4 separate regions of the Mus musculus genome follow, and all the other regions are linked to region 3. A link is a loop called in an ENCODE intact Hi-C map of the cell type or tissue named here. Cell type or tissue: left cerebral cortex. All regions are shown on one strand. Region 1 holds the start of Ube2b (ubiquitin-conjugating enzyme E2B). Region 2 has its middle 15 kb from the start of Gm26061. Region 3 holds the start of Jade2 (jade family PHD finger 2). Region 4 holds the start of Ppp2ca (protein phosphatase 2 (formerly 2A), catalytic subunit, alpha isoform).

Evidence for each region. Peaks named below come from ENCODE experiments on the same cell type or tissue, not always from the same donor. Only the 100,000 strongest peaks of a DNase experiment are listed, where the experiment ranks them.
Region 1: a loop joins it to region 3, with 9 times the contacts of the local background. A loop is called at or near these places in 7 of 42 quality-filtered maps.
Region 2: it touches region 3 in a loop (2.2-fold over the local background); 7 of 42 quality-filtered maps call a loop at or near these places.
Region 4: it touches region 3 in a loop (6-fold over the local background); 3 of 42 quality-filtered maps call a loop at or near these places.

The regions. Positions count from the first base shown.
Region 1 is chr11:51,996,210-52,004,209 of GRCm38, forward strand. It overlaps Ube2b (ubiquitin-conjugating enzyme E2B), which reads right to left and starts at 4,282. Exons shown (of 6, transcript NM_009458.5): 1 at 4,084-4,282; 2 at 1,609-1,689. The coding sequence starts at 4,127. It also overlaps a transcript of Cdkl3 not described here. In left cerebral cortex, a CTCF peak has its summit at 6,873 (motif pointing right); DNase peaks (open chromatin) are centred at 3,569, 3,955, 4,305, 4,647 and 1 more place; H3K4me3 peaks cover 4,130 bases; H3K27ac peaks cover 2,830 bases.
Region 2 is chr11:51,945,704-51,953,703 of GRCm38, forward strand. No RefSeq gene overlaps it. Among named protein-coding and RNA genes, the nearest start is that of Gm26061, 15 kb to the right of the region's middle. In left cerebral cortex, a CTCF peak has its summit at 4,217 (motif pointing left); DNase peaks (open chromatin) are centred at 21 and 586; H3K27ac peaks cover 682 bases.
Region 3 is chr11:51,852,141-51,860,140 of GRCm38, forward strand. It overlaps Jade2 (jade family PHD finger 2), which reads right to left and starts at 5,528. Exons shown (of 13, transcript NM_001357588.2): 1 at 5,171-5,528; 2 at 2,740-2,827. The coding sequence starts at 5,298. Gm30110 (a long non-coding RNA gene) reads left to right here and starts at 3,306. Exons shown (of 2, transcript XR_388628.2): 1 at 3,306-3,583; 2 at 3,781-4,457. In left cerebral cortex, CTCF peaks have their summits at 3,442, 4,255, 4,454 and 5,071; DNase peaks (open chromatin) are centred at 2,915, 3,511, 3,927, 4,208 and 7 more places; H3K4me3 peaks cover 4,101 bases; H3K27ac peaks cover 4,245 bases.
Region 4 is chr11:52,093,709-52,101,708 of GRCm38, forward strand. It overlaps Ppp2ca (protein phosphatase 2 (formerly 2A), catalytic subunit, alpha isoform), which reads left to right and starts at 5,116. Exons shown (of 7, transcript NM_019411.4): 1 at 5,116-5,442. The coding sequence starts at 5,341. In left cerebral cortex, CTCF peaks have their summits at 4,917 and 5,118; DNase peaks (open chromatin) are centred at 1,383, 4,970, 5,516, 5,868 and 1 more place; H3K4me3 peaks cover 3,087 bases; H3K27ac peaks cover 2,167 bases.

The sequences.
Region 1 (8,000 bases), 140 kb after region 3:
TATAGATGACTGACCAGGACTTCAGGAATGTTAAGGCAAGCACTCCACCACTGAGCTAGCTACATTCTTAGTACCCCACTAGTTATCTACTAGTTAAGTGTAGATCCCCCACTAGTTATATCCTAGTTAAGTGTAGATCCTTGTAAGACAGCTTACTGATGAAGAATATTTGAAAAAACCTCTTACAGGAATTTGATTTCCAGTACCCATGTCAGGGAGCTTACAACTTCAGGACATCAGACATTGGCCTCTGGCTTCCAATGGGCACCTGCTCTCTTATACACGTATCCTTCAAACCCTAGTTTTTAATCAATTACCTGGGTTGACTGTAAAATCATACCATACCATAACTAGCTGTAGTGGTAAATTCCCATAATCCCATATATAGACAAACACACATAATCAAAAATTTTTTACATTTTAAATCAAAAAGGATGTGCAGGGCTAGCAAGACAGTTTAGCAAGTAGAACTACTCGCCATACTATCTCTTGAACACATGATGGAGGGAGAGAAATGACTACACAATTGTCATCTTACCTCTACACCAAGTGTTATGGGTTATAGATACCTACTCACAGTCAGTCAGCCAGCATGCAGGCGTGCACACTTGCGCACAAATGATAAACAAGAAATTAAAAAGGTATTATATGGTAGCCTATGCCTGTGTTCCCAGCACTGAGGATGTTGAAGGAAGAAGATCCCAAGTCTGAGAAATGCATGGAGATCTTTTTGTTGTTGTTTTTTTGTGAGACAGGACCTCAGTAGGCAGCCTGGACCCTAGCCTCTAAGTGCTAGATCAAAAGGCTGAACCCCACCCTTGTCAAGAGTCTATCTCAATAGAATCTCAAAGGTGCTAGGAGTGCAGCCCAGTGATGGATGGAGCATTTGCCTACAGGGTGTTTCAATCTCAGTATTACCCAAAGTCATCCAGTGGCTTCTCGGTAGGCTGTGCATATGTCATTTTTAGCTAAAATTCTTGTCACAGCAAAGTTTTCGGTCCTTTTGGTTCCAAGTGTCCTTACAGCTCCAACAGTAGGGGCATAAACACTTGAACGGCACATTTTGTATGAGGTGATTTACCTGATCTCCTTCATTAGCCCATTTAATTTCCAGCATTTACTTATTAGTGTGGGGATCAAGCCCTGGGCCATATGCATAGCAGGCAAGCAGTCTACCACTCAGCTTCACTCAAAGCCTTCACACCCTAGGATCAGTCACCTCGAGTAACCATAAAACCATACCATAGCCAGGTACAGTGTCATACGCCCACAATCCCAGCTACTCCAGAGGGCCTAAAGCAAGAGGATCACTTCAGCCCAGTTCAAAATCACCCTGAGCAACACTGCAACACACCTTGGCTCAAGGGAAAGAAGCCAAATTAAATATAACAGCAAGCCGACCAATTTTATATAAATGCCCCAGACTCAATAAAATGTTTCAAGAGCTGGATATACAGCTTAGGGATGGGAGCACAATTAGCACAGGAGGCCCAGGGTTCTCAAAAGATGTGTCCCCGCCCCACACAAGTGAGTTTCAGAATCGGCCTCAGCCTCTCTCCCCAGTGCTTATTTACTTACCTTTTCTGAGCAATCCCTAGCTCAACTCACCCAAATATAACTGCATTCCACTGCATGATGTTGTTTTCAGATGGGGCGCCACTGACCCCCACAGGTGGGTCCTCTTGCAATCTAGAAGTCCAGAGTAGTCATTTTCAGAGTTGAACATATAGGCCAGTGAGGTCAGACTCTCCTGAAGCTACTCTGACAGACTAGCTAGACTGACTTGTTATAGTTGGAGCTGAAATGAGTTACGATCTAAATGAATCAACCAGGTTAATATTCGTATTAATACTACCAGATCTGTAAATTCTTCAAACAGCAAGATTTAAGATATGGTCTCTTGAGGAACTCGTTTTCAGAGTACCCTCTTAACCCACTCAAAGTTTACAATTTTAGCAATGAAAAATACTTTTAGATAACCTGCAACTACCAGGTGGTAGTGGTTGTCCACACCTTTGGACCCAACACTTGGGACATAGGTGAGTGAGTTGGAGGCCAGCCTGGTCTACAGAGTGAGTTCCAAAACAGCCAGGGCTACACACACAAAAAACAAACAAACAAACAAAAAAACCCTGTCTCAAAAAACAAAAACCAAACACAACAAAAACTTACAATTTTCGTACCTTAATCATGGAAGGATCTCCAGTCCTAACTACAGACACTACACAACACAAAAATGTAGGAAATCTCTATACACTAAATGACTTAAAAAAACAAAAAACCTCAATTTAACTAGAAAGCAAGTCTTACTTCATGGCCTGTGCTTCAAACAGTGCCTTTCTAAAGTAGTCAGAAGCTCCAGCTAGCTTTTCCAGCAGGCTCTATTTTAAAAACTCTGCTCTCAGGCCAAATATACCTCAGGCCTCCATACAATGCTTTCAACAGACATCATCAGCAATTTCATGTAACCTCAAGATCCTTGGAAAACCACCAAAGGCACCTTGTACTCAACTGGGAGTCAAGTACAGAAATTGCAAAAATGAACAAGAGATAAATAATAATAGATAATGTATTATCCATAATGGAAAGTTTTATTTGTGTATCAGTTACAGAGCTAATCAAATATAGTGACTTCAAGCATTGGGTGACTTTTGCACCAAAAAGGACATCTCTTTGTCTGGCAGATCATTAATAAAAAAAAAAAAAAAAAAAAAACAGCCTGGCAGTAGTGGCGCACGCCTTTAATCCCAGCATTTAGGGGACAGAGGCAAGGGGATTTCTGAGTTCGAGCCAGCCTGGTCTACAGAGTGAGTTTCAGGACAGCCAGGGCTACACAGAGAAAGAAACCCTGTCTTGAAAAACAAAAAACAAACAAAAAAAAAGCAAGCAAACAAACAACAACAAAAACCTGTCCATCTCACAAAGTATGTTGTGATTTTTAAGTGGACACTTGGCAAACTGGTCAACCTCAAGCAGATTAGGTCACTAACAGGACTGAGAGGGACGAATTTACTGCTTCATTCCTCAATTGTGTGGCTAAAATCAGCAACGAATTAAATGATGAAGTTGTCCAGGTCCCAAGACAATAGCTTCCAAATGCCTCATAAAGGGCTTTTTTTTCTCTCTCTCTCATAAAGGGCTTTATAATGGGAAAGTTGAGCAGTTGCTTCCTGAGAGGCAAATCTAAGTTTTTATATTACAGATTTGTCTCAATCACAGCGGGTCTGCCCAGAAAGAAAACTAGTATCTAGTCTACTGTTTCTGCACTTGTACGTTTCCAAGGAGAGGTAAACAACTGGGAGAGGTCATCTTCTTCCTTCAAGCCCCACATTTCCTATAAACCCCTATTTTCCAAAAGGAGGCCCAGGTGGAGTATCAGATTAGCTCCAGTCTGACGGAAGGCATTTTTCCAGGCTGGGGAGGCTATAGATAGGCTTTTATTCCGCGGCCAGATCTTAGTTCCAGAAGGCACTGGCAGGCCAAGTGGCTAGCTCCAGGCCCAGGTTTCCCGAGCCAGTTCTCAAGGTCCTTCCAGGTGGGCGGGGGCAGATCGGGTTTCGGGGGATGGGCTAACCACCTCCGGACCTCGCGCAGCAGACCCCACCCTCACCACTGCAGAAAGGGAGAGATTTGGGGCAGTATTCACCCCAACCTCTCACTACCAACAGGAGATCACGGGGCCCTGTAACAAAGCTGGACTGGTCCGCCAGGCGAGGCCGGAGCCTCAGGAGCAGCTCACTCGCACCACCTGGGGAGGGGACACTGCAGGGTGCAGAGGCGGGAGGTGAAGCGTCTGCATCTGCCCTAGGTGGGCCTCTGGGACACCTAGGCCCAGCGATGGCCACCTTCCTACTTTTGGGGGGGAAGGGCAGGAGGCTGTAGTACCGACCATCTTTACTCCAGACAGAGGGAGGTATGAAGCGAGGGAGTAAGAGCCACCGGGAAGCCGGGACTGCCGTGGGTCCCGCAGGCCCACTGCCCGCCTCCTCAGGGTCACCAGGAGGAAGATATCCGGAATCCCCGCCCTACAGTCCATGGCTTCGGGAAGAGGCCGTCATATTGGGCTAAGACGAGGGCCCTTACCGCTTGAAATCCCGCATGAGCCTCCTACGGGCCGGGGTCGACATGCTCCGCAGCTGCCCCGCGGTCAGTCTGAAAGAAAAGAGTCCCGTTCAGCCCCCCCACCCCCCGGCGCAGCGGCCGAATCACTGTGGGTCGCCGCCGCCACCGAGACTGCACAAACAACCCTGCAATGACGTCTCCCTCCGCCGCCTCCAGATCCCTCCGCCCTCCGCCAGTACCACCGCGGGAGGGGGGAGAGGGGGCGGGGCGAGCGGGCGCGCGCGCCGCACCGGAGGGGCAGAAGGCGGCCTTCCGGGCTTGTTGCTTGCGGGCAACTACGGAGGATCCGCTCCGTGCTCACGCTGAACACGGCCCGGCCCAACGCCCTCGGAGCCCACACGCTACCTCGCCTCGCTCCCCCCGTCGCTAGTTTCAAGTTCGGCCGGACGGGGAGAGAGTGGTGCATCCGGAGCCTGAGATTTCGGAGGAGAGGAGGTGGGGGGGGGGGTGACGTCAAGTCACGTGACCGCCAGCGCCGCTGTCAACAATCCACCCCTGAGGGGGAGGGAGCGAAGTATCTAGAACCACGTGTGCCTGTGACGCCATCAGAGCAGGTCACGTGATGGCCTAGCCTGGCTCTGGTTTCAGGTCTAACAAAGCAGGTCCTTGAGTATAAGGAGTTGACACCTCTAGTCATACATTATTCTTTTGGTCCCAAAGTACTGGGGCTTTGCAAAAGGAGACATTGTGGAAGGAGCCGCTTGCATTCTGAGTCTTTTAAAACGGAACAACAAAAAAAAAATCTGGACTTAATTCTGTGTTTCAAGTGGCTTAGCAACTCTGGTACGTGGGACAGGTACTGAAAGTGTGGCAAAGCCTTGTAATGAACGGCTTTGAATGCTAGGTCGGTGCAAATGAGATGGGATTAAGGGCATTTGCATCAATAGCCTGTTCCTGCTAATGGAATTTCCATACTTAGAATTTATACAGAAATGAGAGTGGAATAGATTGCCCAAACCTTAAAGACTCCATCTATGGAGTCTTTGAATTGGAATCTGTGAATTTGCCTGCGGTGGGGCACAATTGTGTTTTTCAAGAAGTGAGTGGGTGTGATTTTAGAGCATATCAATGCTGCTGGTTGTCAAAGAAACCTACAAAAATGATTCAGATCAGGGGAGAGATCCTGCAGACATGGGTGGGAGTTAGAGCTCGACTCTGAGGTAACTCATTACAAGCTTTATACAATAGCAAAGAGGGACCAAATGGACCGGAAGTGCGGTGTGGGGGGTTGATTCATAGCCGATTCCCGAAGCATTGACCACCACAGCCCCCAGCTGGCTCCTGGAATTTCCGTGCTCAGCTTCTAGCCCTGTATTGGGGATTTGTTAGTTCTAGGGACCGGAACAGTGTAGTAGATGCGGAATTCTTTAACTCAAGAAGGGGGAAGCGCATGAGACTCCACTGCTCACTCTTTCACATGGTTCCATGAAACCAGGAAGGGTTAACCTTTTTCACTGTCCTTATCCCTTCTTCCTTCAAACAATTCTCTTGATTTAAAATGACCTTGAGAACCCAGCGTCTTGGTGCATCCTGCCAATCCCACCATTCGGAGAGTGGAAAGGATCAGGAGTATAAGGCTAGCCTCAGTGAAGCAGGATGGTAGCCACCCTAGGCAGCCTGAGCGTCTCATCCCTCCCCGCCAAAAAGTAACCTTGAGGATTGTCAGGTATGTCTTACTCTTGATAGCCGCTGCTGTGTCCTCACAATGTGACTAAGCTAAAAGTTAAATATTCTTACCTTTACGTTTCTTCTCTTTGAGTTATTCCGTAGAACCCCAGGGCCTTAGGTAGCCCTGTAAAATGTTATTGAAAAGGATGCAGCGCACAAGCACAACTCCAGCACTGGGTAGACAGGGGACTAGAGGTCTGCAAATTCCACCGCACCTAGAGTTGGGAGAGACCTTGTCTTGGGGGAAAACAGGCTTTTTAAATCCCCTGGGCCGGTAACAAGTGCCTGGGCTTTTTTAAATTTCCGTCCAGCCATACCAATGTTAATCTTCCTCATGATCAAGAAATACATAGAGTGAAATGGCAGACGCTTTTTAAAAATCTCATTCTGTTGCTTATCTAGCAATTTATTACTTTAAAAAATGGACGGGATAGTTTTTAATATCCAAAATGAAATGTTTTGATAAATTGAATGCTTCCCAAAAATATAGAGAGCAGAATGTTAACAAAATTCACACAATTTCATGGCCAGGTGGCTTGCTGGAAACCTACAACCGCAGTCTTAGAACTATAATTTCACTTATTAAAACAGGGTAACTTGCTATGTAGACCAGGCTGGCCCCAATCTCACATAGTTCTGACTTCCTCTCTCCTGAGTGCTGGGGTTAGGAGTTAGTTTGTGATGACAGGGGCTCACTAATTCATGCTTTGCTCCTTGCAAATATTTAGTTCATAACAAATCTTAAGTAAACATATAGCAGGTCTCACAACATTCTTATTTATAGGAAAAAGAAAAATCCAAGCCAAGTGCCCAGCCCTCCTAACTCTCAAGCTCCAAAGCCAGGCTCTAGCAGTTAGTAGCAAAATTGCAAAAATGGAAATGCGTCTAAACTGTTTCTCTGTGTAGCCCTGGCCGTCCTGGAACTCGCCTGCCTCTGCCTCCCAAGTGCTGGGATTAAAGGCGTGAGCTACCACGCCCGGCTGTTTTTTGTTTGTTTGTTGTTTTTTAAGATTTTTTTTTTTTTTTTTTTTTTTTACAAATACACTGTAGCTGTCTTCAGACACACCAGAAGAGGGCATCAGATCCCATTACAGATGCTTGTGAGTAACCATGTGGTTGCTGGGAACTGAATTCAGGACCTCTGGAGTAGTAGTCAGTAATCCTAACCGCTGAGCCATCTCTCCAGCCCTAAACTGTTTTTTGTTTTTGTTTTTAAAAAAGCAAACTAGTTTCTTTTTTACACTACTCAGCACACTCGTTGTGCACATTCATTTGTGTGTATAGGTCACAAGACAACTTGGAGGAGTTGGTTCATTTTCCACCACGTAGGTCCAAGAAATTGAACTCTACACTTTGGGCTTCGTAGCCTTTTCCTACTGAGCCATCTCGATGACCTACTTTTGCTATTACAGTTAAATCAAGATCTGTAAAAATGGAGCCCTTTTAAAAGCTCTGCGGGCTATTTAAAAGTACATCCCTAGGCGTCCTTGTACTTACTCAGCCTGTGGCAGAGTCCGGTGAATTATTTTGTTTTCCTAAAAAGTTTTGCGTTTCACACGTCATGAGAAAACTTTAAAAGTACTGCTAGGGCTGGATATGATGGCACTCAGCACAGCACTCTAAGCAGGCAGATAATCTTGGGAGTTTGAGGCCAGCCTGGAAGTATACATTGTGAGTCCCAGGCTACCCGGAGCTATATAGTAGCCCTTGTCTCAAAACAAAAAGGGATCACTAGTAGGTAGAAAGCAGTAGTAATTGGGAAACTGAAAATGTGTACAGAAATGGTGTTAGAAATAAGTCAGAGGAGTAGTGAACGCTGAGTATGTGGCTTACTACCGAGCTAAGCCCTCTATCCAAAAACGATCTTGTCCCCGGTTTAAGGATTATGTCGACTTTGAGGTCGAAATCGGTTGCATGGAATAGTAACGAAGCACTGGCAAACTGTAGCCCCATAAGTGTTCCGTAGATCCAATTATCTCCGTCAACCTCCTAGAACCGGGCACAAGTAAGGGACCAGTAACCACCCAGGTGACAAAACGCTCTCTTGCCGGGCGAAAGCCTCCAGGCGTTCATTCTGCTATAAAATGCCCCGCTCTCCCTCATCCCCACCCCCCACCCCCACCCCCACCTGCAAGCACGCGGGCCTCCTACGTCCCTCCCCCTTCCCCTTGGGTCTATCTTCCGCTTCGTGTCACTTTCCCTTCCGGGTC
Region 2 (8,000 bases), 94 kb after region 3:
GCCTGCTAAGGCATCATTTCCACCCAGCCTCACATGGAGCTGGCGGCCAGAGCCTCTTAGTGGGGCTATAAATAGCAGATCATCAACTCACCTCTTCTGAGCTCATCGTAGGCTCCGTTTACTGTGCGTCTTCCAGCTGCCTGCATGTCACCTGTCACTCAGATTTCCCAGGTGAAGCTTGGCCGAGAGACTCGGGGGCATGCTCAGGGTGTGGGAGGCAGGGTTTGGGTTCAGGGTGACAGCAAGGGCAAAGTCAGACTTCTGAAGAGCTTGGCATTTAAAACGTCATAATTATAATTCCAGGTCTGTGTGCTTCTCACCAATTACATGCAGCAGCAAGGGATTGTCATTTCTCTTCAAGTCCTAGAAATCAAAGGCAGAGGAGTCACCAAACTTACACCTAGGGAAAGCTGCACAGGTGGAGAACAAGTGAAAGGGTTGGTGCTTTCTGCTTTCCTGAGACTTGTCTCCTAGTGCTGAACAACATAGACATGGATCTCTGGCTTCTGCCATGACACATTTCTCAGAATTACGCCTAGCACTCCCATGTAGGATGCTCGATGGGTCAGGCACAGTGCCCAGCCTCCAGTGTGGCATTGCATGGTATCCTCGCAAAAGCCAGATGAAGCTAACAGCTTGGAGACTTTGCATTGTGTGGGGAGGAGTCTGCTGTTGGTACAGGTGACTCGCTCGCTCACACACAGACAAGCATTGCAATCCAGCTGCTGCACTGCAGAGTGTGAGCTGTGAGCCTCCACCCTCACTACCTCCTGGGGATGAGGACTGTGTGTAAGGAACTCCAGAGAGCCGAACTATAGGCTCCTTTTTCAGCTCTAGACACTCTTGACAATGAGTGGGAAAGGTGCCCACAGATTCGAGGTCCCCTTTGTCACCCTCCTCAATGTCTCTCCCCATCATCTTATCCCACATATGATTTTCTCCTACCTCCTCGCACAGGAAAGGCACCCGTTTTCCCTTCCAGAGTCAGTCCCTGTATTTGAAATGAGATGTTTCAAAAATGCAGATTCCTAGTCTCACCTCCAGACCACCTGTAAGAAAATCTCAAAGGAGCACCAGGCAGATGTGGTGGTATGCACCTCGGGAGACACAGACAGAGCTCTATTAGTTAGGACTAACCTGGTCTGCATGAGTTAGAGACCACAAAGCAAGTTCCAGGTCAGCCAAGGCAACATTGTGAGACCTTGTCTCAAACGTGTGAGTGTGTGTGTGTGTGTGTGCATGTACTGACATCAGGGCACACATTAGTGCATGCAGGTGCACATGCATGTGTGTACCTGTGTGTGTGGGGGGGTGTCATTCTTAGGAACCACCCACCTTGTGTTTTTGTGATAGCTTCTCTCTCTGGGTCCGCTGGTTAGGCCAGGAGCCCCAGGGATCCTCTTAACTCTACCTCCCTACGCTTTATAAGCATCCACCAACCAACACACCTGGCTTTTCTCACATGGATATTAGAAATCAGACTCCCCAGGGCTCCCCATGCTTGCTCTCAGCAAACACTTTGCCAGCTGAGCTACCTCTCCCCTGCCCCATGATCTGGATCTTTAAAAGCCCCGTGAGCATCTGGTGGTGGTGGTGCATACCTTTAATCCTAGGTAGAAGCAGTCAGATCTCTGAGTTCAAGGCCAGCCTAGTCTACAGAGCAAGTTCCATGACAGCCAGAGTTCCATGGAACCCCGTCTCAGAAACAAAACAAAACGACAAAAAAAGTAGCCCTGTGAACTGCCTAGTTAGGGAGCCCCTTTATCTAATTGCCCCACCCAATTCAGTCTCGGCCATCTGAACCCAGCATCTGGCCCAGGAGAACTTTCTTGAAGCACAGACTGCTTTGTCAAAAGCCTTGGGTCACTCGCTGTTGCCTGCAGGAAACTGAAGCCATTGTTGTAGCCTTGACATTGGCTTCGCTTGCTCTCCAGCAAGTGCCCTGAGCTGGGCTCTGCATGTTGGCCTCCTTTCCCAGTGCTCCTCTCCCTCCTCTTCTTCTCTAGGCTCCAAACTGCAGTAGACACCATGGCACACAAGGCAACGGTGTTCCTGAAACTCTGAGCCCTCAGCACAAGGTGTAAGGAACAACTGATGAAACGCCCTTGTGCTGAGCACAGCGTGCCTGGGATGATGTCATCGCTGGGGAGCCTGAGGTAGAAAGACTTGGAATTCCAGGCCAGTATGGCCTACCTACACGTACAGAGAGTTCAAAGTCAACCTAGCTGAAGAACAAGACCCCGTCAAAAATAGAAAAAAAAAAGTTCTATATAATTCTAGAGTCAAGTGACCAAAGGGACTCCGGTGGCAGACAAGGCATGGGAGCAGGGACCTGGAAGGGACTCTACAGGACCTGGGTCTTCTCCTTACTCCCATCCCCAAGCCCTTCTCAAGGTTTCTGTTCCTCCTCTTCCCAGGTGGAAGCCGCTGTTGGGCTTTGTTGCTGTTGTCCAGAAGGCCGTGTGCTTTACTAATGCTGTCAGTAATGCCGTGAGTGTCTGCACTCTGCCCAGAAGAAAACATCTGCTCGGATGAATCAGAGGAAAGCTTTGCTACAGGATAGATGTGGTGGTGTGAGCACTTAATCCCAGCACTCAGGATGGGTGTGGTGGTGTGAGCATTTAATCCTAGCACTCAGGAAGCAGAGGCAGGTGGATCTCTGTGAGATTGAGGCCAGCCTGGTCTACAGAGTGAGTTCCAGGACAGTGGGCTACATAGTGAGACTCTCCTGGGGGGGGGAGAGAGAGAGAGAGGGAGGGGGAGGGGGAGGGGAGGGGGGAGGGGGAGGGAGAGGGAGAGGGAGAGGGAGAGGGAGAGGGAAAGGGAGAGGGAAAGGAGAGAAGAGAAAAGAAGAGCTTTGCTGACTGTAAGGAGAGTTATTGCCCAGCAGGGCCTGGCAATGATGGCCTTGATGTGAGTGCAAACTGAGGTTGAAGAAGTTCTGGCTGAGAAGCAGGGATATGGCTCAGCGGGTCCTCAGCATGAAGCCCAGGGCTGCATTCCCAGCACCTCATAAACTAGGCAGCGGTTCAGGTCTGTAATCCTGATACTCTGGAGATGGATGCAAGAGGACAGGAAGGTCAAGGTTATCCTGGGCTACTTAAGGTAGTCTGAGGTCATCTTGGGCTACATGAAACCTTGTTAAAAAAAAAAAGAAAAAGAGAGAGAAAGAAAGAAAGGAAGGAAGGAAGGAAGGAAGGAAGGAAGGAAGGAAAGAAGGAAGGAAGGGAGAAGCTTTCAATTAAATTTAACACAAGTGTGCCCTGTGACTCTGACTGTTCTGGCCCCAAACCATACTAAAAAGCCATCATGGAGGATCAAATGAGGACTAAATCACATGATTTTTTGAGAATAGACAAGGAGATGGAGGCAAAGATGTCAGCCCAGTCTTAGAATGTAGGAAGGGGACACAGTAGTGACTACTATAGCAGCACAGGATGGAGCAGAGGCCTGTGTCCTGCAGTGGGGTTTGTGGAAGACTCAGGCCAAGCTGCTAGGGTGACGGAGAACAGGATACAAATGAGAGGACTGGTGGAGGCTGGGAAGGCCACGTGCAAGTACCAGGGGGGCAGTGCTGGACACACAATTCCCTGCTCCCCAGGGAACTTGGATGGGCACACCAGGTGCTATGTAGTGAGGGTAGGGGTGAGGGTGAGTGTGGGCAGGAGGGTAGAAGTGTGGGTGGTGTGGTAGATAGCAGTAGAGATACTGAAGGCTCAGCTTCCAGCCCCTCTTCCTCACCCTGCTCCTAGGCAACTGGGCCCATGCCTCCTCCTTTCCAGGCTCATGCCTCCTCCAGGCTGCAGACCCAAGAGCTCTTTTCTGTAGAACCAAGCAAGCTCCAGGAAAGACCTATGGGAACAGATACTTGAAATCCCCAAAGGAAAAGCCAACTGAGGATCAACGCCCTTGCCGGAAGTCCCCATCAGATAAGCTCCACCCAGGCATGTTAGGCGTCATCTCTTCCCCACATAGTCCTATAATGTGGCCAGTGCTGGAATCCCCGGACAATTCAGGAATGCCTCAGTCATGAGTGTCAGGGGCATGCCCGGGGGGGGGGGGGGTGGAACAGGGGAGGCAGCCTCGGAAGAACTCGTCAATTCTGGAAGAAAACTTTAACATTAAACAATCAGACATTTCAAAGCTCATTATCACAAAACAGCAGGGATAAAGAATAGACCCTGGTTAACACAGTGAGTTCCAGGATGGCCACCTGGTGGATAGAGTGCTGAGGTCCCTAGAATCCACATGAAGACAGACATGCATCTTTCTGATCCCAAAACTATGGCGAGACGGGAAACAGAACGTCCTGGAAGCCAACCTGGTGTACTCAACGGTGAAGAAGAGATCTTGTCTCAAACGACATGAGGTGAGAACCGGCACGTGTAACTGTCCTCTAACTGAATGTGAGCTTTGTGGCTCACACACCTGCACCCCAAATTCAAAGGCATGGACAGGAAGGAAGCAACGCGAAGAAGACAAAGGAAGAAGGAAACAAAGGAGATACAGCTCAGTGGTTAGAACACTGTACACTCTTCCTGAGGACCCAGATCCAGTTCCCAGAACCCACAAGGCAGCTTAACAGCAGTTAAGAAGTGTAGTAGTAGTCCTAGAGGATGAGGGCCCTTGTTTGTTCCACAGGATCCTACATACATAGGAGGCACATAGCCTCACGTGCACACACATAGCCTCACGTGCACACACATAGCCTCACGTGCACACACATAGCCTCACGTGCACACACATAGCCTCACGTGCACACACACATAGCTTCACGTGCACACACATACACTCATATGCACACACGTACACTCACATGGACACACATACACACAAATAAAAGATAAACAAACAAACAAGTAAATAGATTTTTTTTTTAAAGGAAGATAAAAAGAGCCAGGCCTAGTGGCACATACGTGTAATCCCTGCACTTAGGAGGCTGGGGCAGGAGGATTACAAAGAGTTCAAGGCCAGGACTACAAAGCAAGACTGTCTCAAAAACTCAAAAAACAACCAAAACGATATTACCTACCAGTAACATCAACACATCTAAACGCTAAAGAAAAACATATACAGCCAGGCAGTGGTGGCGCACGCCTTTAATCACAGCACTTGGGAGGCAGAGGCAGGCAGATTTCTGAGTTCGAGGCCAGCCTGGTTTACAAAGTGAGTTCCAGGGCTATACAGAGAAACCCTGTCTCGAAAAAACAAAAACAAACAAAACATATACAAAGTAAAACAAAAAATGTTTTACACAACCACGATGGTGTTAACAGAAAACTGATATTACTAGGGGCATAGCTTAGTGACATAATACTAGACTGGCACACACAAGTCCCTGGGCTTAGTCACCGTGTCAGCCCTGCCAACAACATAATATTGGCTTCACCAAAGACCGAAGGAAGGCTGGCGAAAAAGAAACGGATCTCACAGATTGGGGCTGCAACTGTAACTTGATGGTTAGGCTGATTCGGTCCTGGGTTCAACGCCCAGCAGGAAAATAAAACTTAAAAGCAGAATAAATGGACGAACATTCTCATCTCCTATAAACTATCAGGCCAACAAACTAGCAGTGCACGCACAAGCAGCATTCTAAAGCCAGGCGTCGGTGCACCTCTGATCCCAGCATTCTGAGGTGGAGGTGAGAGAATCTCTGGAATTTGAGGTCAGCCTGGTCTACAAGTTTTTAGGACCACAAAGGGAGAGCCTTGGTGCTGTGTTGTTTTGTTTTGTTTTTGAGCACAGAGTTTAGAAATGAGAAGAGGCTGAAGTGGAGGGAAACAGTTGAGATGGTTGAGAGAACTGACTTCAGTATCTCTGGGGAACAGAGGGAGGACAAAATTGGGGGACAGGGAACAGCAGTCAGTTCCATCGTGTTCTGTTTAGTGATGTTCAACTTTCTATGTTTTGTGCAAGTATTCAATATTTTCTCATATATATATATATATATATATATATATATACACATATATATACACATATACATACATATACATACATACACACACACACACACACACACACACACACACACACATATATAAACTTTCTTCCTTCACTCCCTGCCACCCAGTGGTCAAGATTAAGCCCGGCCTTGGGTACACTAAGGAAACACTCTACCACAGAGGTAGCCTACAATGTCAGTTGTATACTAAAAATTAATATAAGTAAGGCCTGGGGGTGGAGCTTGGGGGTTGAATACTTGTCCTGGGTTCAATTCCCATCCTCCCCCTCACTCTAGTGAATTTCCTGTGGGGAAAAGAAAAGGAGCAAGAAGCGATGGTTGTGAATGAATTATCTCTAGTTTGGTTTTCTGCTGCTGACCTCATCGGTAGGAAGGCGTGTTCCCTGGAGAAGCCACGCCCACCTGAGGACTTTCGCAGGCAGATTGATGGGTTAGACCTGTGTGAGTGGGAAGAGCTGGAAAGTCACACAAGAGGAGCCAACTTTATCTTGTGCTATCTGAAGTCCTAGCAGCCCTTTACTGCCCCTATCTCCATCTAACCTAATATCCTTTTGACTATCCAGTAAAAATGTTTGGAATGTTTTCTGAGCAGACCAGTAGCTTCAAGATAACATCTGTGGCCAGATGTGGTGTCTCATGCCTGTAACCCCAGCCCTTGAGAGGCTGAGTCAGGCTTGTCAGTTGAAGGCCAGCCTGGCCTACAGAGTGAGACCCTGCCTCAAAAAGACAAAACAACAACAAAAAAAATGTAGCATCTGCAAGCCATGTCCTGACCCCCATGTCCCCATCAAGATATTTAATAAACGCTTCTGTGTACAGCCTTCTTTTGTTCTGTGATGTAAAAGTCCCTGTAATTACTTCTGAGGTTGCCTGTGTTGTTCAGAGAAACCCGGGTCTTCATTCAGGGGCCATAGACACTCAGTTTTGGCTCTCATATTCCCTTTGGGGGTGAGAACTGTTTTACGTCAACATCTCTGTCTCTGTTTATTTTCTTTCTTTCAAAGCCTAAATCTTGACTGGAAAATGTGGTAACATTGCCAGATAAAATACACTTGGGATAGTACTTACACTAAAAAAAATTATCACTGCTTATCTGAAATTCAAGTTTAACTGTGTTTCAGCACCATGTAGGCCTAAATTGAAATGATACAGAGAAATGATCTGTGAAGTGTTCTGTATTTCAAATTAACTGAGCCAAGCGTGCCTCTAATCCCAGAACTATGGAGGCAGAGGCAAGATGATCTATGTGAGTTTAAGGCAAGCCTGGTCTACATAGAGAGTTCCAGGACAGTCAGAGCTATGCAGTGAGACCCTATTTTTTTTTGGGGGGGGAGGTAAATTAAATTAAATTAAATGTGACTGAGCCAAGCTTGGTGGTGAATGACTTTAATCCCAGTACTCAGGAGGCAGAGGCGGGCAGATATCTGTGAGTTTGAGACCAGCCTGTTCTATGTGGTAAGAACAACATGGTAAGACCTTGTCTCCATAAGGAGAGGAAAAAGAAAGAAGGAAAGAAAGAAAGGATGGAAGGAAGGAAGAAAGGGAGGGAGGGAGGGAGGGAGGAAGGAAGGAAGGAAGGAAGGAAGGATGAAACGAGCGGTTGTCTTTGGGGAGGGACACGGGCAGCGCTAGGGATGGACTTGGAGAGAGCAGTCTGCTGCTGAAAGGCATCCATAATGCTCACCCTGTGCTCACCCTGTATCTGCTCTGGCCAGGCCAGGCCAGGGGCTGTAAATGCAGGTTATGCCTCACTAGCCCCACAGTTAGGACTGTGCCCAAACAGACAATGACAAACTGCAAAGTTCCACTATAGCAAATACTCACAGCCTGGGAGATTGATACAGAAACTGACCACATCTCCTGGTCACTTGCTGATGGTGATTGGGGATCATGGCCGGAATATTAACTCCTACCACAAGGGCCACTGCTGACATTCCATCAACAAGAGCGAGGAGCTGGGCGTTCAGGTCAGTGCTGGAGCACTCGCCTGACATGTGTACACGTCCAGATCCATTTACAGACAGATGATCCCTGT
Region 3 (8,000 bases):
GAGCGCACGCACGTCGGCGTGTTGAGCTACTTGCCAACTGTCCCTGTTGGGAAAGAGTAAAGAGCATGTCTGGCTAGATCCTTGTGTGAAGGCCAGGAACTCTCACACTGCACCCAGTATAGTGGGGAGTACTGAACACACTACGGGTTCCTCCCTCATGGAGTGTCAGGACCACACAGCCCAGCTGGCTGGCCTGCTACTGGCAGAAACTGACACCCTAGCCCAAGATTCCCTCCTGTTTGCACAGTCCTCCTTCCCAGTCTTGACCCTACACATTTTCCAGGCAGCTTTATGTGGTTGGGCTCCTGGCTAATGACCAATGTCAACTCAGTAATAGGGCAGCAATTTGGTGGCAGATGTTTTCTTGGCAGCACAGGCCACTGGCCTTAGCCACCCCCCCTCCCGCCCCCCACTAAAGTTCTGGCCCTGGAACACTACTGCCCAATGCCAGTCTCTTTTAAAGATGTCTCTGCAAATAAATTCAAATAAACACCCTGGGCCTCCATTAACGCCCTCCCAGCTGACCCTGGGAACAGTGGGTCTTTCAGGCCAGCTACTGCAGCCACTCCCTGGGGCAGTTAAAACACCCCAACCTGGCCTCCAGTCTCTCCTCTCCAGGGGCCACCAGACCTGCCCCCCCCCCCCACACACACACCAGGACTCCATCCTTCTTTAAAAAAAAAAAGAAGAAGAAGAAGAAGAAGGGGAGGGGGCCTTCAAGCAGGCAATTTACCATTCCAGACACAATCTCTCAGAGAGAAACAAAAACTCCCTGTCTGAGGCGGACTGCGAAGGCGTGTGTGTAATAAGATGCTAATACAATTTAATGATATTTCGGCTGGAAAACCTGTCCTCAGAGCCTCCTTGTGCAGGGAAGGCCAGACTTTCAGAAAACAAGAGCTTGCACACTCTTAAACTGTTTCAAACAGGGGTCAGAGCCCCACTCTTTCCCATCTCTCATTAGCTTTAATGCCTTCTCAGGGACAATAACTGCGGATACAAAAAATGATTCTGTGCACACAGGGCAAGAGGGCTGCTGTCTGTGACTGTCAACTCTACTTCTCCAAGCCTGAGAGGCGCTGGGATCTCTCTCCTGCCACTCCACTGCCTACCTTCATTGTCCCACCCAGGCCCCAGTTTCCAGTGCCTACAGGTGTCAATCATGCAGGCCAGTTCTACCACCCAACCAAGGAGAGCCGAGTGTGACAGGTTCTACCTAATTTACCTTTCAATACTTCCTCAACCTTACTCTTCTCCCCACAGGGCACATTTCAGTGGACCATTCCTAAGTCTAGCTGCCCACAGGCACCTGTTAGATGCTCATTTCTTCTTCGTAGAAGAGAAGCTGCCTTTCTGGCCTAGCCTGGGGCTAACAGATTAAAGGCCATCGTGCATATAATAACTGGCTTGCCTCGGTTCATTAACAGAGTGGTAACACTGTGCCGTGTGCTACCACTCACTTTAGGCTGCTGCTGCTTCTTCTTCTTCTTTTTTCCTTCTCTTTCCATTCATTATATTGCTAGAACCCAGGGCTTGGAATTGTTAGACAAGGGCTTGACCAGCTATATCCTTAGACCCAGGTTTAGTCTTTTAATACAATCTATTACTTCCTACGCTCACCTACAGATAGGGATTATTATCAATCCCACTGGCTGATAAGTAAACTAAGACCTCTGGTGCCTTTAACACAGCTGGAAACTACATTCAAACCTAGGCTGGCTGACTCCACGGTCAAAGGGCTCAAGACTGCAGGAAGGCTTACGGCACAGATGAAGTTTTCTAAATTCCAATGAGATTTCTGAGCGGAAGCTTAGAGGGCTGCCTAAAGCTCCAGAACCAACTTCCAGGAGGTGCCGAAGCTTTGAGCTAAGACCTGCCATTTAAGTGTCTAAGTGTCCCACTGCATGGGGGACATGACACGTCAAAGTTACCCCCACCCCCAACTCTATTCTGGCAACCTCTCATGCAACCCAAACACCCATCCGAGAGACCTGCAGACAGCCTGCTGTACATATACAGTGAAGCATTTGGCGGGGGCACTGAGGCAACCAACCACCTTCTAAGTCTAATAGAAACACTGGTTATAAATAACGGGAATATCCTGCCTGCAGCCCCAAACCTAGGGGAGTCAGTGTCTAAGGCTTACACTGAGATAATAAAGTACAATAGGGACCCGGGGACCCCCACATACAGAGTACCAATGAGAACCTAGCAGCTTAGATCTTTGACAGCCTCTTGGATAGGAGTCACCGGCCATTTACCCAGGCAATTTAGGGGAAAAGCACGCTGGATGGGAAAGCACTCTGGAAACATTTGCTGTATCCAGAGCCCAAACAACTCTGTCCTTAAACACTTCATCTCCAAGAGTGTTGGGGAGACCCTTGGCCAAACAGTTTCAAAGCCAACATTCACTGTTAAGTCCTGCTGCGTAGGGTGAGGACTCCCCTCTAAAAGGCATTTACTGTGGAACCAAATGCTTTCCCACTCAAAATAGCAGCCAACAGCTCTTGGAACAACCGAGGAGAGGGCTTCAGATCAAACACGACCCCCCCCCCCACACACACACCATGCAAACTTTCTCAATAAATTATTCGCCCACTTCGGATCAAAGCCTGCTTTTGCAGCCTGCGACCTAAAAAGCAAATAACATAGCCTAAACATAAAAGCTTATTCTTGACTAGGTCAGTTTTATTACTCATTCCTTCCCCCCTTTACAGTTCATTCTCTTATTTTCCTTGCCTGCTTAGTAGATTGCTCTGCGAGTCCTAACCCGCCCAAGGAAGATGGGACCGGAGGGCCTGGAGGGCTGGTGTGTTCGCCTGGGGCCCTAAGGGGGGGAAAAAGAAATCAGGCGAGGGGAAAAAGAAGTCAGCACCCTGGGAACCCAGGAAACAGGGCCAGGCTCGGTTGGCAAACCTCTGCCAGGATCTTCTGCCAAATGTCCTACTGGGAATTTTACCAGTGACAGGAGAGACAGTGCCACTCTGGGAGGAGAACCCAGCTCCCAAGCTCCGGTCTGTTTGCAAATATAAATGTTAAGGGAGCATCCTAACCTTCTTCCGGGCTCAGAACTCTTCATTTCTAAATGGGGGGCCCCGCCCCTCCCTAAGCCACATCTCTGAGAACAACCATAATCCCTCCCATTGACCTCTTGCAAACTGCCTCTGGGTAAAACTTTGTACCTCGGAATCCTGCAGATGAGGTGGGGGGGGGGGTGCTAGGGGCAAGGGTGAAGTTTGGAAATCTGCAGAGACCCGGGATAACCAGTGCAATGTACCCTCGGGCATAAAGACACCCGGCCCCCTTCCCCCGCCCCCCACCCAGCAGGAGGCCTGAGGCCAAGCTGTTTTTTTTTTTTTTTTTAAAAAGTGCACAGGCCGGCTGCAGCGGCTAAGTGGATTAGAAGAGGGTTGCGCGCCTCCAGCCTGCCCTTGGCGGCGGGCGACGGGCACGCAGGCTGGAGGCGCGCCGGCGTGATTCCGACCGCGGGAGCCGGGAGGAGGAGCCGGAGGTGGCTGCGGGGGGCTCCGGCCCAGGCGTAGGAAGGGCAAGAGGCGGTTCGGGCCGGGGGCGGTGCCAGGAGGTGGGTGGGCTTGACGCCCGGGGCGGGGGAGGGGTCTAGGGGACTCGGGGAAGGGCAACTGAGCCCGGGGTGGGGGCGGGGGTACTGAGCGGGGCAGAGGTGTGCAGAAGAGGGACCGGGCTGAGCTGGCTGGGCCTCTCTGGAAGGTAGAGGAAAGCCTCCAAGCCGGTTTTGCAGATGTCCTCACCCTCCGGCAGAAAAGCTACGAGTCTCCAAGCTGACCCAGGATCACCCCTTGCTCGGAGAAGGGGATGTCTCAGAGCCCAGGGATGGGCGGGAAGGGACCATGGGGAGCCACAAGTCTGCACCCAGGCGGGGAGTGGGCGAGCGAGAGCCGCTCCGCAGGCGCAGGCAAGTGGGTGGGAAGGAGGGAGGGAGAGGGAGGAAGGAGGTGAGCCGGGAAGATGCCACTGCCGGGGGCGGGGCGGGGCCGGGGATCCGGCAGAAGGACTGCAGCAATGTTTGGTGGGGGCGGGGGCTGCAATGTCACTCATTTTGGGGTCAGGTGCGTGTGTCCCAGGCAGGGCCCTCCACTTGTCTGCTGCTCTTAGGTACCACCCAGAGTTTTAGTAAGGGCGGAGGGAAGAGGGGGGAGCTGCAGAGTCGTCCCTGAAGCGGGACGCGAACCAGCAGAGTTGGGAGAAGGTAAACAAGGGCCACGCCCCCTGCCGTCGCCCCGCGAGCGCGCACCCGCCGCTCCGGCCGTCGCCGGTACATTTCCACTCTCGCGGTGCCTCTCCCCCACCGGACTCCCGCGCAGCACCGGAGAGCTGCTGTCCACTACCCCAGTATGCACCCTGGCTGCCTGGACTGCGCACCCAGCACTCACCTGGGAACGTTGTCCCCCGCCCCTTAAGAAGAAAAAAAAAAAAAACTAATTTGTGCAATGCCTCTGAACCCAAGAACCGAGCATGCTGCCCCCGCGTGCAGCTCCCTCGTGCACCCAGCCTGGAAAGGGGGCGCAGGGCGGAGGCGGTGGCCCCCGGAAGGTGTCTAGGACTGGACCGGCTGCACGTGAGCCCAGTGCGGGGTCATGTGCATCGGCTCAGCCCGGTTCGGCACCCGGACGTGCTGCGTATCAACAAAATGAAACTCGGGAGACAGAAGGGCAGATAGCTCCAGGTTTCCCGTGCCCCGGTGCCCGCCACTCAGCCTCCCCACCCCGCACCCCGGTAGCGCCGCAGCCCCTCGGGCCGGCCGGAGCCCGCGAGGCAAGTTGCAGCCCCAGCGCCCCCACCCGCCCGCGCCCCCTCGCCGGCCCAGGGGCGCTTTGCCGCAGTCATTAATAAAGAAGGTCGCCAGGCTCACCCTTCCAAAAGTTGTTGCATGCGCCCCTCTCAGCCTCCCCGCACTGTACTCTTTAAAACACGGCTGACCAACATGCGCAATCTCTCTCCCCAGTGCTGTGCGTCCCCCCCCCCCACCCCCCGCGCTGGCTTCCTAGAACAGGCAGCCAGCGAGAGAGGGAGCGAGCGAGCAAGAGAGAGGGAGCGAGGAGCACTGGCAGATCTGTTGAAAAAAAAAAAAAGCCCACAAAATAATGCCGTGGAGATGCGCAGGGCCCATCCGCTGGGGGCTGGCTCTTACCTTGCTCCGCGGTGCCCTCCCGAGGGGCGCTGCCCTCGGCTACGCGCGGCGGCGGGGGCCGGCGCGGGAAGGATGCTCCCGAAGCCAGGAGCTCCTGGGGCCGGCGCGGGAGGGCGGGGGGCGCGCATCCATCCGGGGTCGTGGCGAGGGAGGCGACCGGGCCGCGGCGCCCCCCAAGCCCCGCACCCCTGCTGGGAAGATGGTCAGCCCTCCAGCTCAGAGCTGGTGCCACTAGGAGTGGGCGCAAAGTAACTCCATGGACGCTACTCACCCCCCAAAAAAATAGCCTCCAACTGCGATGGCCGCGGTCGGCACCATTCACCAACCCCCTGTGTATGTTTCTGTTTCTTTTTAAACCAAGACTTCCTTGTGATCTCTTTAGAGGGGGAAAAAATGTGTTGGGGTGGGGGTGGGGTGGGGTGGGGGCGGGCAAGAAGAGAGGGAGGGGGAGTAGCCACTTTTTTCTAATTCACTCGGATCTCCGCTCCCGGCACCCCCCTGTCGTGTTCCCCCCCCCCTTCCCAGTTGTTTGGCTCCGGCGACAGTCCCAGGTAGCGTTGCGGCCCCCCCGGGGGGGTGCCCTACACGGTCACCCGCCCGCCTGCACGCGGGCCCGGACTCCTCGTGGACTCCGGGGCGCCCCCAACCCGCCCTGTCCCCAGGGCCGGGCCCGAGCGCCGGCTGAGCCCGTGCAAGTCCCATCAGGTCGGCTCACACTTCACACACTCACACACATACCCCGCCCCTCCACTCGCTCACTCACACTTTCTGCTCACACCCCGCCCCCTTCGCGCCCCAGACCCAGGCGGAGCCCCCCACAACCTTTAAAAAAAAAAAAAAGCAAGCTTATACTTAAAAAAATCTTTTGGCGCCATATTAATGACGTACTTAAAATTTGCCATTTCTCCCTGCGTCAAAAAGACGTTTCTTTGCAAATAACAGCTTGGAGGCGACACTCGCGGAGGAAACGAGGCTTGCACGGAGTACCCAGCTCGCCCGCCCCACCCCCAGGGACTCTGGTGCTGGAAGACCCTCGCCCTCCGCCCGGTTTCGGAATCACTGGTTTTAAAATCGAAATCGAATAAATCGCGTGGCGTTTTTTGCAGCGCCAGAAGTGAGCAGAAAGTGCTGGCAGGAGTGCAGGGGAGGGGCGCGCAAGGGGCTGGGGGAGGGGGCGCGGTCCTCCTCCCCCACCCACACCAAATGCAAACTAGCATCCTAGGCAGGGAAAGTTGAAATTGTGGGCGACCTCCGGAAGAGAGGGGCTGTCCTTAAGGGGAGGGGGTCCCTTCTTGGGCTTGTTGCCCCCTCCCCCTCGCGGGTGCCTCCTGGCGCCTGGTGCTGCCCTGCATTTCCGGAGGGGGGGTGAGGCGCACTGTGATGGGTGGGTGGCTAGCAGGGTGGCAACATGTCCTAGCCTCAGGAGGAGTTTGCCCCGGGGTACCCCCTTCCTTCTGCCTCGTGCATCTTATAGCCGCAAAGGGTTAAAAACCGAGGGGCAACTTCCCAGGGCTGGTACTTGGCAGAGAAGCGGGGCGCCCCTCTCCCCACCCTCTCGTTCTCGCCCCTCCTCCTCCGACTCCACTTCCCGACTTGACCTTGTGGTGCACAAACAGTGCTCTCCAATCCTCGCAGTTTCTGGAAGAAGAGCCTGCGCTCGCCAGGCGGGCGGGCTGTCGGGCGGCTAGCCGGCAGTGGCGGAGCCTTGGGTCGGTTCCCTGAGCTGCGGGCCACACCCACCCAACCCGCTGTGCCTGGGGAGCTCACCTTCTCTCTAGGAAGGAAAAGGGCAGGCCTCCTGGAGGGGTAGGCACGTGGGGGGCAACCTTTTGCCTCCTGGGAATGCTCCAGCTGGGGAGGTTGGCTAGCTTTGGACTGAGGTTTGGGGAAGCCTGGCCCTGCAACCCTAAGGCATCTCTCATCTCCAGCATCCCTAAGGCATCTCTTCTCACCCTTGCCAATGTATTCTACCCCTTCCAAGATAATCCAATGATTTCCCCCCCAACTCACCTTTGTTTTTGAAGGCAGGTGGATGAGTTTCAAATCCCTTTCCCTTTCCAAGACTGAAGTTTGTTTATTTTTCCTTTCCCCTCCACCCCCAAACCCCCTTGCATGCAAAGATAAATATTCAATTTACATAAGATGACATTTATGTGACAATTAAGAAGATTCCCCGACGGAATGTTGTGAACACATTTGCTTATAGGAGAAATAAATCTAATAATGAACAAACTCAAAACAGCTCAGATCCTCTGACAGGGAGATTGTCTCTGCAACAAAGAGGGACATGAGGAACCAAGAGCTTTCTGCAGCAGGAGAACTCAAGGAAGCCACCAGCAGAACTTCTCTTCTTTGGCCTTCATTCACAAAGTCTAAAAGAGGCCTGTCTGGCAAGAGGAAGGGCTGGCTCATCAGCACCTCACAGTTAGCCCTAACTCTGGTTCTCAGAGGTCCACTGAGAAGATTTTCCCAGGCCAAGGTCAATGTCTGCTAACACGTGTTGGAGGCTGGGAGTGCCCAACCGAGAGGTTAATGGCTTCTAATCCTGGCTTTTCTGCTCAGAAGGCTGTGTGAGGCAGATCAGTGAATACATCTCTCTGGATCTGTTTTCACCTTGGTGAGCAGAAGATTACAGAGACCACATGAGCACACGCATACCCATGTATGTGAATATGTAAATTTACATTCCCTCTAAGTAAGGCAGGACCAGGCTAAGAGTGCAGCTCACGTGAGTGCTTTGCTCATGTCTTCTTTCTTATAAACTCTTTTCTTCCCCAATTATTTTAATGATGTGTAGTTGTATGTGCACCTATTTTTAATTATGTGTCTG
Region 4 (8,000 bases), 240 kb after region 3:
GAGGCAAATGAGAAGACCACAAGAAAGCTGGGCCTCCTTTCTACAAGGAAGCGTGGGCTGTACGTGTCTACATCCTCAGGCACAGTGGAATAGTTAGCTGGTCTTTGGGCTATGGGGTCTGGTTTCTTCTTTACATTTTACTTTTTGACTACGTGTGTATATGCACATGTGTCGTCACACCTGCTCAGAGGACAACCTTCAGGAAATCAGTTCTCTCCTTTTGTCATTGGACATCAGGATCAAATTCAAGTTATCAGGCTTGGTGGCAAGTGACTTAACTTCTTGTGCCTTCTCTCTGGCCCCTAGCTATGAGTTCTTTGAACCTATAGCTCTCCTAAGAGATGCTGCGTTTACTCAGATCTGGATCTTTTCCGTTTTTCTTTTTTTTTTTAAAGATTTATTTATTTATTTATTTATTTATTTATTTATTTTTTATGTAAGTACACTGTAGCTGTTTTCAGACACTCTAGAAGAGGGCATTAGATATCATTACAGATGGTTGTAAGCCACCATGTGGTTGCTGGGAATTGAACTCAGGACCTTTGGAAGAGCAGTCAGTGCTCTTAACCGCTGAGCCATCTCTCCAGCCTCTGGATCTTTTCTTTCAAGGGCAATATATATTCATTACAGAAGAATCAAATCAGTAGAGACTTAAAAATAAGATGTCACTCAACTCTTACTCCCTCTTCTGTAGCTTGCTGGTGTCTCTTGGGAGCATGTATTTATAAAAGATGCTTCATAAAGCTATCATACAAATGGCTGTCGTTTTGTTTGTTCGCTTTGAGATAGGGTCTCACTGGGCAGCCCAGGCTGGCCTCAAGCTCTCAGTCCCACTGAGCCTCCTGAGTGCTTGGTAAACAGGTGTGTTCCACCACACCCACATACACATATTGTTTTATAATGTATTTTTTTGTACTATAAATAGTCACCTGTGTCAATAAATAGACAGTAGTCCTGGGAACTGTGGGGCTGGTGGCAGTCCTGCCTTCTGGATGGTGAACTTTGCCTTTCTTTTCCTGTGCCATTTCCCTCTGTAACTGAGAACAGCCTCGACGTCATGGACATCAGGCGGGGACGTGATCCTTCCTCTCTTTAGTCAAATGACAGGAGCTGGGAGGAAGGTCAGTCGATAGTGTATCTGTGACAAAGTTCCTGGCCACAAAACTGTGGCCCTATCCATGAAGTTCTAAGCCTAAGGAAAAGGCACATGAGCTTCTCCACCCTGCCCCTGAAAAGTACAGAAAGGGAGAGCTAGACATGGCTGGGAGCCGTGGGCATGTGGAGTGCAAAAAGCTGGTGGGCAGGCAAGCAGGCCCAGGGGGCCAGAGCACCACAGGCCTTTTTTCCTGAGCAGGCCCAGCTAGGATGTTGGCTGGGGTTTCTGAGGCATAAGAGACGTAGGTGCACAGTACATATCCTTTTTAGGTGTGTTGCTCTTTTTAGATACAGGATTCGGAGCTAACAGGAACATGAGCCTGACAAAATGTATTAATTCTTAGATTTATTCCTAAGTAACTGTCTCTGCACAACAGGTCTCCTGATGACGGGGGAAGAGAGGGAGTCTCTTATGTTCTATTTCTATCTCTCTTTCCTTGCTTGAATTTCCTCTTCCATCTTCATTTCCTTCTATGATTTGATTATACCTGAGGGACTTTAATGGGCAGTGGGCATATTTAAAATCAGATTTACAATAAAAATGATACATAGCATTGATTGGCTATGCATTCTGTGCTGCTCAATGCTGTGAATTTATAATCTCATTAAACCCTCAGAATAAACTTACTTGTCTATTATAATTACCTTACTTTATAGATAAAAAAAACCTCAGACTTAGAAAATCTACAGGAGCTGGGTGGTCATGGTACATAGCTTTGATCCCAGTACTCTGGAGACAGAAGCAGGTGGACCTCTGGGAGTTCCAGGACACCTGGTCTTCAGAGCTAATTCTAGAACAGCCAGGGCTACACAGAGAAACCCTGTCTTGAAACACCAAAATACATATATATTTATATATTATTAACAATTATTTAATAATATGTTCATATACTATCTATTTAGTGTTTGTTTAATTATAATGTATTCTAATCTATTTTATATATTATTACATAATATATTTTTATATATGCCATATTTATTTATATATATGACACAGGGTGTGGTAGCTATGCCTCTAATCCCAGTCCTCAGAAGCAGAGGCAGGCACAGCTCTGTGAGTTCTGGACCAGCCTGATCTACACAGTGAGATCTTGCTGAAAGAAAGAGAAAGAGAAAGGAAGGAAGGAAGGAAGGAAGGAAAAGGGAGAAAGGGGGAGGAAGGATGGCATCTGCAAAACAGGGATTCAAACCCAGGCCCATCGACCCCAGAGCTGTTTCTCACATTCCTCTGCTTCCTGTGACAGTTGGCTTAAGTCAGAGAACCAGAAGGATCAACAACAGCAAAACTAATTTTAGTTAGAATGCTGGCGAAGTACAGCTCACTCCTTCTCCATGTTTAATGTCAATTTAATATCTTGGCTAAGAGTGCCTATTATAAAGCTATTTGCTCCAGGTTACCCTCCTCCTACCCCGCCCCATCGTCAGATGGTTTTTATTTATAGCTATGTTTAAACATCCTGGGCAACACAGACTCACTGTACCCAGATTCGTCATCTAAGCAATGGTACTCAAAGTTGTCTTAAGGATCCTTTCGGGTTTGTCCAGAAGTTAAAAGGATAATTCTTTTTCTCTTTAAGTTATCTTTTGGCTTTCAAGACAGGGTTTTAAACCTAACTCCTTTTGTCTTAGACTCATTCTGTGGTCCAGGCTGCTCTTGAGATGGAAGCAATTCTCCTGCCTCACCTTAGTGCTGCCATTACCAACATGAGATATCACTCCCAGCCATTTAAAAATTTTTGTTCTCAGTATTCATCAGCTGTCAAATTGAGTAAGCTGGGTCAAATTAGTTAAGGCCCAACTTTCAGATCCTTTTATTATATTGGAAGTTCTACAGAGTATGAGAGCATTCTTGGTTTCCAGTAAGGGTAAAGACACTCTGATTAGCATAGTTCTGTATTGTTTATGATCGGGTATGCCTTACTCCACTGCCTGAATGCTAATGAGAGCTTCCTAGAAGTCATTCCTTAAGAAGTTAAGTTGCAGCATCTAATTATTTGGCAGGATGTTTAAGTACATGTAATTCTATCTTTCCTCCATTTTGTGAGGGTGGTGAGCCAAGTAACCTGCATCAGGAGAAAATAAATAACACATTAACGCTACCAGCAAGGAGTGCCTAGCTAGAGTACTTTAGAAGAACCTTCATTATATAACCTTGGCATATATAGTGGGCGTTTAGTACTTTTCAATCTGCCAGACTAGCATCATCATTGTCTTTGCAGGTGAAAAAAGGCAGTCAAAGGGATGAGTATTGGTCCTTTCTGTGGTTTAGTAGCTGTATGACTCTGGCTGAGACCTTGGCAGTATGAAGTTCTCAGTCTTGACCACTATCTTGAAGAAGCCCCTCCCCTTTTGTGTGTGCCCGCCTACTTCCTGCCCTTCAAGACAGGACCAGTTCTTGCTGAGTACAGGGCAATGGAGAAGAATAAGACAAGACAGCACAGTGAACATGGCTTTATAACTATGGGCACCAAACAGTCTTTATTTAGTCATCTCACGTAGCCTTAACTCTTACTCCTGTTTGTTTTGGGGGGCTATTCACTGCAAACCAGAGTCAGAATTTGAGCTGAAAGGACTGGCAGAACAAGTATGTATGGAGGCGTCTAGAAGAGTAGATCTCAGGTACTTTCTTCGGGAACTCTAGTGGGAGGTACCCACTAGAGAAAGCAGAATTGGTCAAGCCAGTTCCCCTGGCCAAGCAGGTTGTCCTTGATAAAGGAGGATTTTCATCCCTGCCATTTGTGGATGGGGCCACTGAGGTCCTCTTGTAGCTTGTGGGTCAGGGTGTCTTCTGATGCTCTGAGCTGTGTCTTCTCCGGTGTGTGACAGGCTTGACTGTTCCCCACAGTATAGCTAGGTCAGCTCTTGCCTTGACCTTCATGGATAACCATCCTTTGGCTTCTCTCCCAGACTCTGGAGGGGAGCAGTGTATGACTTCCATCCATTCCATTCATTTCCAGCCAGGAACATTCAAGCTCCACCAGGGCAGTAGCCCCTTTCTGTCTGCATGACCCCTTTGTCCCCTAAGCATGGGATCTGGTCAACAGTTGATGCTCTGTAGAGCCAAGTATCTCTGTGAATGCAGACAGTGCAATGTGAACACGTTTCACAAGCCTCAGAAGAGATTTATAACCAGGTCGAAGGCTGATCCTTAAGAATATCAGCTTCCTTTACAGAACACACGGTAGCTGCTTCTACCAGTACCAGAACACAGCCCTGGCTTGTTCCTCTAGAATGTAGGACAAGATTATTTCCAGTGGGCACAGGTCTCGGAGAAAAGTGCACACCAGAGGTGTTGAAGGCCACAGGAGAGGAAGCAAGGCTTAGGAAGAGGCCAGGATCGAAGGCCCACTTCGGCCCCGCCTTCGTGCAGGGACAGGTGTGTGCTGGGGGTGTAAGGTGCGCGGGCGACACATCCCAGCAGGTACACCTTCCTTCGCCCACGAATGACCTAATTATAGGAGCCTGCAACGGCCAGAGGTGGGGAAGGTCACTCCAGGCAACCTGCCACTAGGCTTGTCCCCAAAGGTGTGTGACTCCCTTGTGGTTCCCAGGGCTGCTGGACTAAGCGCCTTAGGGTTGCCTTTAGTCATCAGGCTGGCAGAGCCCAGACCACATCTGAGAGGTATCACCCAGAGGCCTTCCAGAAACACCAGGTCACAAGGAATAAAAACCTCGCCTACACGGACTGCTCATGCGCCGAGACCGCGCAGGCGCCCTGCGGAGCCTGGGACGCCAGGATTAACCAGCACTGCGCTTGCTCGGACTCGCTTCTTCCCTTCCCCCGCCGCCCTCCCAGCGGGAGGACCACGCCCCAAGAGCGAAGCCACTTCCTTCGGCAGCCAACTCCGCTGCGCTTGCGCCCCGGCTCCACGGTGCGCAGCTCTGGGTCCCGGCCCCACTCCGTCGCCCTCCCCGCGGCTCCCTGACGCTGGCGTGACGTCACCACGCCGGGCGGCCGCCATTACAGAAAGCCGAGTCCCGAGCTAGGGCGAGCGGAGGAGGAGGCACAGCGGCCGGCGGCCGAGCACTGCGGAGCGAGCCAGCGGGCCGGCGCCAGCGCCCAGCAGCCGCCTGGGGCCGCAGAAAGCACCCCGGGAGAGCGGCGGCGGCGTGTGCGTGTGGCCCGGGTGCGGGCGGCGGCGCGGGAGCAGCGCGGAGCGGCAGCCGGTTCGGGCGGGCGGCATCATGGACGAGAAGTTGTTCACCAAGGAGCTGGACCAGTGGATCGAGCAGCTGAACGAGTGCAAGCAGCTCTCCGAGTCCCAGGTCAAGAGCCTCTGCGAGAAGGTGAGCTGCTCTCGGCCGCGGGTGCGGCCTCTGCCCGGGCCCGCCTATCAGGAGGCCGCGGGGACGGTGCAACATGGCGGCACGGAGGCCAGACCCCCGAACCTAGCAGCCCGGCGCCCGGCGCTGCCTGCGGCGACTCGCGAGGGACCCGGCGCCCCCCGCCTCCCGCGCGCTGATTGGATGGCGCCGCCACCGCGGCCTAAAATGGCGCCGCGCGCCGGACTCCGGGCTTCGGAGCCTCCGGGCCGAACCCGGCCCGACCCTGGGAAGTGGGGCGGCCGGGACCCTCGGTGGCCCGGCGAGGGACTGGCTGGGCTTTGCGCCCGGGAACGGGTTCCGGACTCATGGAGTCAAAGCATTGCGCTTGCACTCGGGCTTGCTTCGTGGAGCGGGCGCTGCCCACAGGGTCCCCCACAGCAGGGCTTGTAGGCCAGACCCCAGCGCCTATGGAAAGGTCACCTCGCTTTCCTGTCGGTCTCCACGCCTCGGCTTCCCCGGAGCCCTGTTTAAAGTGTGTGTTTAACGATTATGAAGGGAGTCGCTAACCCAGTTCCTACGAAGGTCATAGTGGTAGTTTGAAGGGAGGAATATAAAGTTTTCTTAGTTGGACAAATGGAGGATTTGGTGAGTCATACTACAACGAAGAGCTTTGGGATTGGAAATACAGTGTCACATTAATTTATGATGTATATGCTGACTCAAATTGGGTAGTGTGAAACCCTTCTGTGTGTAACGTACTTGGCGTGGAGCCATTTATTTTTGAATGAGCAACATAAACGGGAAGAGAGTCAAATTTTTTATCCTCTCTGGTTGCAAAAGTTTCTTGGATTGTATTTTTGTGGCTACAATCAGCAGTAGAAATCCCCGTGTTGACCGATTTCTCTATTTCAGACATGGAACTGAGTCCACTCCTTGAAGTGATAACTCGGTATCTCAGGTTATCTCATTCCATTGGTTTTCTCCAAGAATTGGGGAAGCAAGTTGTTCATGTTGTATTCTTGAAGTCTTAATTAATGCAATTTTCTATTAGAAAAATGTGTCTCCACTTCATTTTAGCTTTTCTTTTCAGGGTTAATTTAACATTTAATTTTAGTGCAGAATTATGGATTATGTTAGTAATTTGTGTTAGCAGGAAGAACTTTTGGAGCACAGAAGATGCTCATTCTTTTGTGGCTTGGTGTAGAAAGGAGATTCTTGAGGTTGAATATTTTCTGATGACACAATTTTTCAGAAAATGCTGAAAACCATTTTGGTTAAGTCAAATGTAGATTTATCCCTTCCCTCCTTCCTTCCATCCCAAGTATCCCTGGCTGCCCTGGTACTGGTTATGTAGAGCCAGGGTAACTTTGAACTTGTGACATTCCTTGTGTCTCTGCTTCCTCAGGTGCTGGGATGACGTGTGTGTATGTGTGTCTGTCTGTGTGTTATAACACGCCCCACTTGAATCTCTAGTGTTTTGATCTTTGTTTCTCTCACATCAAACAAGGTTGGTATTTTTAAGGTTTAGAAGTAAGCCTTTTAAATATTACTTAGTAAATCTTGCCAGGTCTCAGTCTCTAATTGCTGACTCGGAGTGAAGGGCTTTATGTGGACATTGGATGACTAGTCATTTGTGTGACCACTCATTGGACTGTTCGGTAGACCTGGACACAATTACTTTTCATTTCCCAACTGAGTGATTGTAACTGGCTTTTTCAGGTAAACGGTTTATTTGGTCCTTGTTTCTGTACTTAAAAATAGTTAACACATGCTCCAAGATTACATGCTCTTAAGAAGGCAACCAGAACACAATGAAGAATATGTTATGCATATTTTCAAGGAACTTTTAATCTAGTTGGAAAGACTAGGGTGGCATTGTTAACTTGACCCTCGAGAGCAGTGGTTCTCAGCCTTCCTAATGCTGTGACCCTTTAATACAGTTCCTCATGTTGTGGTGATCCCAGTCATAAAACTATTTTGTTGCTACCTCATAACTGTAATTTTGCTGCTGTTTTGAATTGTAAATATCTAGTAGTGTGCAGGATACCTGATATGTGACCCCTGTGAAAGGGTCGTTCTGGTCCCCCAAAAGAACTGCTGCTGTAGAGTTACCTGGATAGGAAGTCTCAGAAATTGTCTACCTAGCAGATCAGGTTGGCTTGTGAGTATGTTTAGGAGCATCTTCCTTATGTTGAGATGGGAAGACACACCCACTGTGGATGGCACCATTCCCTAGATTGGGAGGGAGGGGTTCTCAATTGTGTAAGGGTGGGGGGAGCTCCCTATGCAAAGGTCCCCAAATGACCTGAGTTTGGCCCCTTCCTTATAGGACTACATGGTAGAAAGAACATACTCCTTCAAGCTGTCCTCTGAGGTACACACACAAGTAAATGTTACAGTGTGAACATGCATTCATTGCTGAGTTTCTCATGAGGTGATATGAGCACCTCTCTCAGATTCCTGCAGCTGTGACTTCCCTACTGGGATGAACTAGGAGTGTGAACCAAAATAAATGTGTCTTGAAGCCAGGCATAGTGATATGCCCCTTTAATTCTAGCATTCAGGGGGATCGCTGATCT